Linked DNA regions of Homo sapiens: all the other regions are linked to region 1. A link is an interaction called in ENCODE POLR2A ChIA-PET data of the cell type or tissue named here. Cell type or tissue: GM12878. All regions are shown on one strand.

Region 1 (2,500 bases):
ATAACACAAATACCAAAAAATAATTTCTACAGCCATTTTCAAAACAAATACTGGATTCCCACTTTAAGATGGTGAATTAAAACTGAGTTCATTTTTTTCTCCTCTAAATCTTTTTGAAGTAATTTCAAAAAACGTCCCAAAACACAACAGCTTTGGAAACCAAAACAAAGTGATGTGATAGTTATACAAAAATGATCCCAGTGAACCACGCTTGTTGGTACTTATTCCTCTGTGTAGTCTCCTCCCATATTGCAGGTGGACTTTAATCAATAAAATGCAGTGACAGTGATGCTGTAGCATTTTGGATTTAAGCCTTTAAAAGTCCTGGCACCTTCCTTTTTTGCACTCATGAAAGCGGACCATAATGTATGCATCCAGCTACCACGCTGTAGAAAGTGGTCATGTGTAGAAACCCTGGAGGATGAGATACCCCTAAGGATGAGGAGACAGGCCATGTGGAGAAGCATCAAGTTGCTAGACATGTGAGAGAAGTCATCTTGGATGTCTCCATGCAGCACAGCCTCCAGAGGACTGCCGTCCTAGCTGCTATCTATGACTGCATGAGAGACCAGAAGTGAGACCAGAAGAACAGCTCAGCTAAACTCAGTCAACACAGAGGCTCATAAGATAATAATAAATTGTTGTTTTAAACCACTACGTTTTTGGTAGATTGTACTCAGCTATAGTTCTGAAAGCTATAAAGCATCTGGAAATAGATTGACAGAAAAAAAAGAAAACACGTAAATTTTTCTGTATGAGTTCAAAGAAGAAAATTCCAAGCTCAGAGCCCAGGCACAGCTGTTAGGAGCCAGCCCTGAGGCAATTCACAGAACTAGGGGCTGGGAAGTGAACTGAAGGACTTCAGAAATTGCTAGCCTTCACTGTGCTAGATGTACTTGCTAACTGAAATTTGCCACAGTCAGTTCCTAAGCTGGGAGCTAAGGAGTTCAGTGGGATCAGTGCCCCTTCAGGTTACCATTATACATTGAATGTGTCACCTCCGCAGTTAAATCCCACAGCATCTCTTAGGATCCCAAAGTCAGAGGCTGGAATATTTGACAGTGTCAGGAGTGTGGGTGTGGGCAGAAACATCAAAACAAAGAATTAGGAGAGCTTCATTTATTCTGCTCGAGGGAGTTTCTAAACTGCCTCTAGGGAGGTGAGTAACTGAACCGATTCAAAGAGCAAAGGTTGAGCCTTACTGAGCTTGTTGTTCTCACCAAATAAAGGGGGAAGTGGAAACAAACAAAACCACAAAGGGAGAGATCTTTTAGCCAGTGCAATAATAAGAGCTATCACTTATATGCCATTTACCATGTGTTAAAGGCCACTGTTCCAGTTCACTCACAACCTTATAGAAAACCGTGGTAAAGAGGTTTGTGGTGTATGAATGGCAGCAGCCTGATCTTAGAGTTATAAACACAAGGCGATAAAAGTGACATTTCAAATCAGTGGGAAAAGAATGGATGCTCCAATAATAGCAAGTTCCTAATGCAGAAATTCGGCCAGTTATAGGTGGGTCAAATATTCCAGCTATGAAAAATTAAAATAAAGACAAAGATAAACCATGTGCTATGTTCAATTAATAGAGTGTGATTACAAATCAGTAAAAAAAATTGAGTGCCCTAAACTTGCCAAATTATATGGACAGACAACAAACAAATGAAAAATACAAGTGGTCAATAAATACACATTTGGAAATGCACTCCGTCTGGGTACGGTGGCTCACGCCTATAATCCCAGCACTTTGGGAGGCTGAGGCGGGTGGATCAATTGAGGTCAGGAGTTCAAGACCAGGCTGGCCAACATGGTGAAACCCTATCTCTACTAAAAACACAAAAATTAGTCAGGAGTGGTGGCACACACGTGTAGTCCCACCTACTCAGGAGGCTGAGGCAGGAGAATCGCTTGAATCCAGGAGGTGGAGGTTGCAGTGAGCCAAGATCGTGCCAATGCACTGCAGCCTGGGCAACAGAGTGAGATTCCGCTTCAAAAAAAAAAGAAAAGAAAAGAAAAGAAAAAGCACTCCAAGGCTGAGACTGGAAGATCGCTTAAGTCGGTGAGGTCGAGGCTGCAGTGAGCTATGATCGTCCGATTTCACTCCAGCCTAGGTGACAGAGCGAGATCCTATCTCAAATAGATAAATAGACAAAAAATAAAAAATAAAAAAGCATTCCACTTCACCAGTATTCAAACTCAACAGGAGTGATAACAACATATTAGTTATCACATATGGAACTTACAAGGAAATAATTTGAGGCAATATGCCTTATTAAATATTTAACCTTCATATGAAGTTGGAAAATGCCAAACAAGGTGATGCTGGGACAAAATGGAACAAATTGAATATTGAAAAAGATTATGTGATGAAAGTGACAATCAAATAAAGAAAAGGAAGATTACTTGGTTACATTATATTGGGACCATTAATTAAATGAAAAAAAAATCAGTTGGATTTATATCCTATACCATAGACTAAAATCATTCCAAACAGATGAGG
Region 2 (2,500 bases), 88 kb after region 1:
GGCTGCGGTGCAGTGGCACAATCTCGGCTCACTGCAATTTTTGCCCCCTCGGGTTCAAGCGATTCTTGTGCCTCAGCCTCCTGAGTAGCCGGGACTACAGGTGTACACCACCACTCCTGGAAAATTTTTGTATTTTTAGTAGAGATGGGGTTTCACCATGTTGGCCAGGCTGGTCTCGAACTTCTGGCCTCAAGGGATCCACCCACCTTGGCCTCCCAATGTGCTGGGATTATAGGCGTGAGCCAGGGCGCCCGGCTACTGTACATTTTTATATGACTGGCAGCACGGTAGATTTGTTTACAGCAACATCACCACAAACGTTTGTGTAATGACATTACAACAGCTATGCCATCACTAGATAGGATTTTTTCAGCTCCATTATCATCTTATGGGACCATTGTTGTATACGTAGTCCCTCACTGACTCAAATGTCCTTATGTGATGCATAACTGTAGTTGCATTTTAACTCATCTGTCTTCCCTATCAGACTGTGAGCTCCATGAAAGCAAAAACCTCTTCTGGTTTTCTCCTCATTGTATTCCCAGCACTTAGCACAGCGGCTAGCAAAACATAGCAACATTTAGTCCATATTTGATCCATGAAAATGAAAAGGTGATATCCTATTCCTATAGAGAGGAGTGATCACTTACTTGGTTTTGCTGATGCACGTCTATCTCTGTTCAAACTGAAAGAGCAAGTTCATTGCAAACCATCTCTGGCAGAACTGTCACTTCTGAGCAAGTGTATGTACAAAGACCTTTGCTCATTACAAAACAGGAGTCGTAATAGAAATTAGTCCCTTTGGTTTATTTTACAATTGTATTTAATTGCTCACCATTCTGCCAATTAATCAAGCCTTCAGTTGCCCTAAGTATGGAAATTTTTTAAAGAGGTGGATTAAAGGAGAAATTGCACTTGATGGGAGAAGATGAGGCCATGGCTCTGAAATATCTTTAAGTGAGTCACAAAGTATTTTTAAACCTTAGTTTCCTCATCTGGAAACTGAGATAGTTGAACTCAGTAATCACTACTTTTCTTTCCAGGTTTATGGTCCTATTAACTTATAATTTTGTTGCACTAATGCAAGTCTCCAAGCATGCTCTTTCTGTCTTGTGTTTTGGCCAAATCAGAACCTCAGGGTTAAGCCTTTGCATGACTTTTCATATGTTGCCACCAGGTGGCAGGAGTGTGCCACAGTCCTTTGGTCTCATGCATAAAGAGCATGAGCATCAGAGGTGGACTTAGGATGGTAGCTTTCTGAGCTAGAAGGGCAGAGTCTTTGAGTTTTTGAAATAGCAAACCCTCTTGTTTATGAAAACACATTCGCTTTTATGCAAAACAACAATTTGAGGGTTAGCAATGACCATATCTAGAAATGACCAGGGACCAAGAGTTTCATGGTCCAGAATTTTAAGGACATGGTCCCCAGCCCCTGGTGATCTTCTCACTCCCACTTTATACCTGAGTAGGTCATGGCAGCCCATCACCCCAGCAGCCACTGTGGAATTCAGTGTCCCATGAGGAACACCACGGGCTGAACCAGGGTTGATAGATTTACACTGTTTCTTTGCTCCTTCCTGTCTCTTTCAGGGAAAGAGATCAGGGCTAAGCCCACCCAAATTTAGGGTCCCTAAGTCCTTTGAAAAAAAAACTTTAAACTATTTGCCTAATTATAGTAAAGTTTTACCTAAACACAAACTCAGCAAGAAAAATTGTCACCCCCTGTGATGGTCAGTTTTGTGTCAACTTGTCTGGGCCGTGGTGTGCCCAGATATTTGGTCAAACATTATTCAGGGTGCTTTTGTCAAGCATTATTCAGAGTGTGTTTTTGGATGAGATTAGCATTTAAATCTGTAGACTCAGTCAAGCAGATGTGGCCCTCCCTAATGTGGATGGACCTCATCCAATCAGTTGAAGGCCTGAATAGAACAAAAGGCTCTCCTTCCTCCAAGTAAAAGAGACTTCTTCCTACCTAAGTACTTTCTTCAAACTGCACAATGGCTCTGTCTGGGTCCCAAGCCTGTCAGTCTTCCCCCTAGAAGCTCACCATCAGCTCTCTCGCATTGCTAGTTTGGTAACTCACCCCGCAGATCTGGAGGTTTCTCGGCCTCTACAATCACATGGCCAATTCCTTAAAATAAATCCCTTTGTGTGTGTGTGTGTGTGTAATATATATAAATATGTATAGTATATATAAAATACGTATATTATGTGCATATATGTATATGTAAAATATCCCATTTCTTCTGTTTCTCTGGAGAACTCTCACTAACATACTCCCTGGCTTGCCATTCATCCTTTGGCTATGCTTTCATTTCACACATGTATACTGAGAACCTATCTAGTACTAGGCCCTGTACTAGGCATCTGAAATAGAAAGGTGAAGCCAGCTGCCCGACTTAACAGATTCAAGAACAAGGGAAAAGACAGTACAGAAATGAGGTGTCACAGAATAGAAGTCAATGTGGAGCTGGGGAAAGCTAAGAATGACCAGATGCTG
Region 3 (2,500 bases), 83 kb after region 1:
GAGTCAAGGAACACGAAGGATTGCTGCACCCACCAGAAACCAGGAAGCCAGGAGAGAGGCAAGAAAGGATCCTTCCCTAGAGGTGTCAGAGGGAGCATGGCCCTTCTGACATCTTAATTTCAGACTTCTAGCCTCCAGAATAAGAAAATAAATTTCTGTTGTAAGCCACCGATTTTGTGGTACTTCATTTTGGTACTTTGTTATAGGAAACTAGTACAGTGCTCAACATATTTGGTTGACTCAGTGAATGATCCTACCCCTTTCCTACCTCTCCATAGCCATTGGGAAAGGCCTTTGTCAACTCTGGGCTAGAATGTTCTGGTAGCCTTCTGACTTGTCTCCCTGTGTTTATTAAATGGAACAGTGCCATAAGTTTATGACTCCAATGGATTCTGTGTTTGTTAGACTGATTATCAGCTAATTTTTTTCTCATGACTCAATGACAAGGTTAGCTGAATCGTGGTGCTGAAAAATGTCACCTCTGCCCTGAGTGAAGCTTTCATGCGAGGATCTACTGGGGCACCTAAAAGGACAATGATTCAGGATGTCATTGAGCTCACAGAGCAAGCCACATGCCTGTTTTTGCACCTGCTTTGCTAATAAATGAAAGTCTGTATCGCAGAATTCTATCTGACACCTGCTTTCATTACAACATGCAGAGACCTACGGCCCCAAGACCTCTTACATCTACATAGTGAATGACAAAATTGACTCAGGTCAGTTCTAACCAAGGAGGTCATGGAAAGAACTCCGGTTTCGGAACAAGACAAATTTGGGCTAAAATCCCAGCTCCACCACTGACTGCCTGAGTCACCTATGATGTTGCTTCACAGGGTGGTAACAATGATCTCTGCCCGCCTCCCCAGGTTATTGCTATAATTAAGTGAGATCAAGCATGTGAAAGGCTTCAGGTGCTGTAAATGCTTGCTGTTATTCAGTCAGTTGAACACAGTCACACAGCTAAGAGGGAAGGTGCTGTCCAGGGTCTCACCCTGGGGACGAGACTCCCCTGAAACAGAGGCAATGGCCTCTAATGAGGGAACTGAACATTAATTAGGAATCCAGGATATACGACTTTATGCATTTTCACATACATTTTTTTTTCCTTTTATTCCCATGAAAGCCTTTTACTTTAAAAAATTTTTATTCTCATTAAAAAATATAGGAAATGAGGCTCAAAGGCAGGGCACGGCTCCCTACAGCACTTGTGAGCAGTGATTCTCAACCTGGGCTGTGCATGAGGATCCCCTGGAGCTTTGAAAAATCCCCACACCCTGCCGCCTCTCTGACCAATGAAACCAGAACGTCTGATGCTGGGGCCCCGGCTTCAGAACTTCAAAAACCTCTTCAGGTGACTCCCAAATGCAGCCAAGTTTGAATATCTGTGCTCCAGAGTTCACAAATCACTTTCCCCCAGAGGAAGTGGTCTGACCGACCTTTACACCTCTATGAGGACAGCAGAGTAGATTTCATTGACCCCACTCTGATGATGGGAAAACCAAGCTCAGAGAAAATTCCAGAAAGGACTTGAACTAGAACCAGATTCCTTGATTCTTCTCCACTGCTCTATCCCTGTCCTGGGGGGAGGAGCTATGCCACATCACTGACCTCTATTTCCCTTTCAGTATCTGCACCGGAGCGAAGGCTGCCTTGGGTGTTTGGAACAGTTTACCTCTATCTAGCCATCATGGGGTTCTGATGACCCCATCCCCAGCCCCCATCACCTGGTCTCCCCCTGCCCTCCCCTGTAGTTCATGGGTTCTCCACAGCCCGGAGTAGAGGCCAGGGGGTTTTCCACACAGGCTTTTCAGATCCATTTCATTCCCGCCTGTTTTTCCATCTGCCTTGTCATAGGGTGTGTGGTGCAGGCTTGTCTCTGCCAAATGCTTTAGTGGCTCTGGAATGGAGAAAGCAGCAGAAGCCCAGAGTGTTTATGCCATGGGAAAAGCTGGGCTTTTCCACAGATCATCCTTCTCCCCCGCCCCCAGGTTCTCATGCCCTACATGATTCCCAGGGGGCCACCCAGCAATTAAGATACAGTTCTGGAGAGCAGAAGGCTCTGACAGCCCCACAAATCAGCCTCCATATCCCCACCCCCAACACACGCACATCCCAGTCCCTCCCAGAACAATGCTATCGAGTCATCTTGAGCAATGGCACCAGAAAATCCCAGTGTAATGAAAGAAAACAGAGGCCTGTCTTTCTGGCTGCTGGTGCGATTTCAATAGAAAGCCCTTCTTAAGCAGGAAGAAGCAATTCTTCTGCTATGTCCCTAACAAAAGCTGACCTCTTCCTTGGCGGCATTGGGTAGGCCCAGAATCAAGCTGGGGTTATTTCCCCACCATCGCCATAGTCATAGCAACAGCTTTGATTAATGCGGTGTCCCATTAGAGGGATAATGTCAGCCCTAATCAGAAACGCCTCAAGTATCTCTCTTTGCATTTTGGTAAATGGCGTAATCACATTACGGCTGGATGTGTCTGGGAGCTGATTGCTGTCG

Evidence for each region. ChIA-PET counts read pairs that join two places held together with the same protein. Peaks named below come from ENCODE experiments on the same cell type or tissue, not always from the same donor. Only the 100,000 strongest peaks of a DNase experiment are listed, where the experiment ranks them.
Region 2: POLR2A ChIA-PET joins it to region 1 with 10 read pairs; 2 of 35 experiments call an interaction of 5 or more read pairs at or near these places.
Region 3: POLR2A ChIA-PET joins it to region 1 with 11 read pairs; 2 of 35 experiments call an interaction of 5 or more read pairs at or near these places.

What each region holds. Positions count from the first base shown.
Region 1 is chr9:107,259,351-107,261,850 of GRCh38, reverse strand. No RefSeq gene overlaps it. Among named protein-coding and RNA genes, the nearest start is that of RAD23B, 23 kb to the left of the region's middle. In GM12878, no CTCF peak of the experiment used is centred here; a DNase peak (open chromatin) is centred at 1,220; H3K4me3 peaks cover 707 bases; H3K27ac peaks cover 459 bases.
Region 2 is chr9:107,171,035-107,173,534 of GRCh38, reverse strand. It overlaps the pseudogene LOC644661. Among named protein-coding and RNA genes, the nearest start is that of RAD23B, 110 kb to the left of the region's middle. In GM12878, a CTCF peak has its summit at 1,174 (motif pointing right); DNase peaks (open chromatin) are centred at 414 and 1,214; H3K4me3 peaks cover 426 bases.
Region 3 is chr9:107,176,421-107,178,920 of GRCh38, reverse strand. No RefSeq gene overlaps it. Among named protein-coding and RNA genes, the nearest start is that of RAD23B, 110 kb to the left of the region's middle. In GM12878, no CTCF peak of the experiment used is centred here; a DNase peak (open chromatin) is centred at 1,360.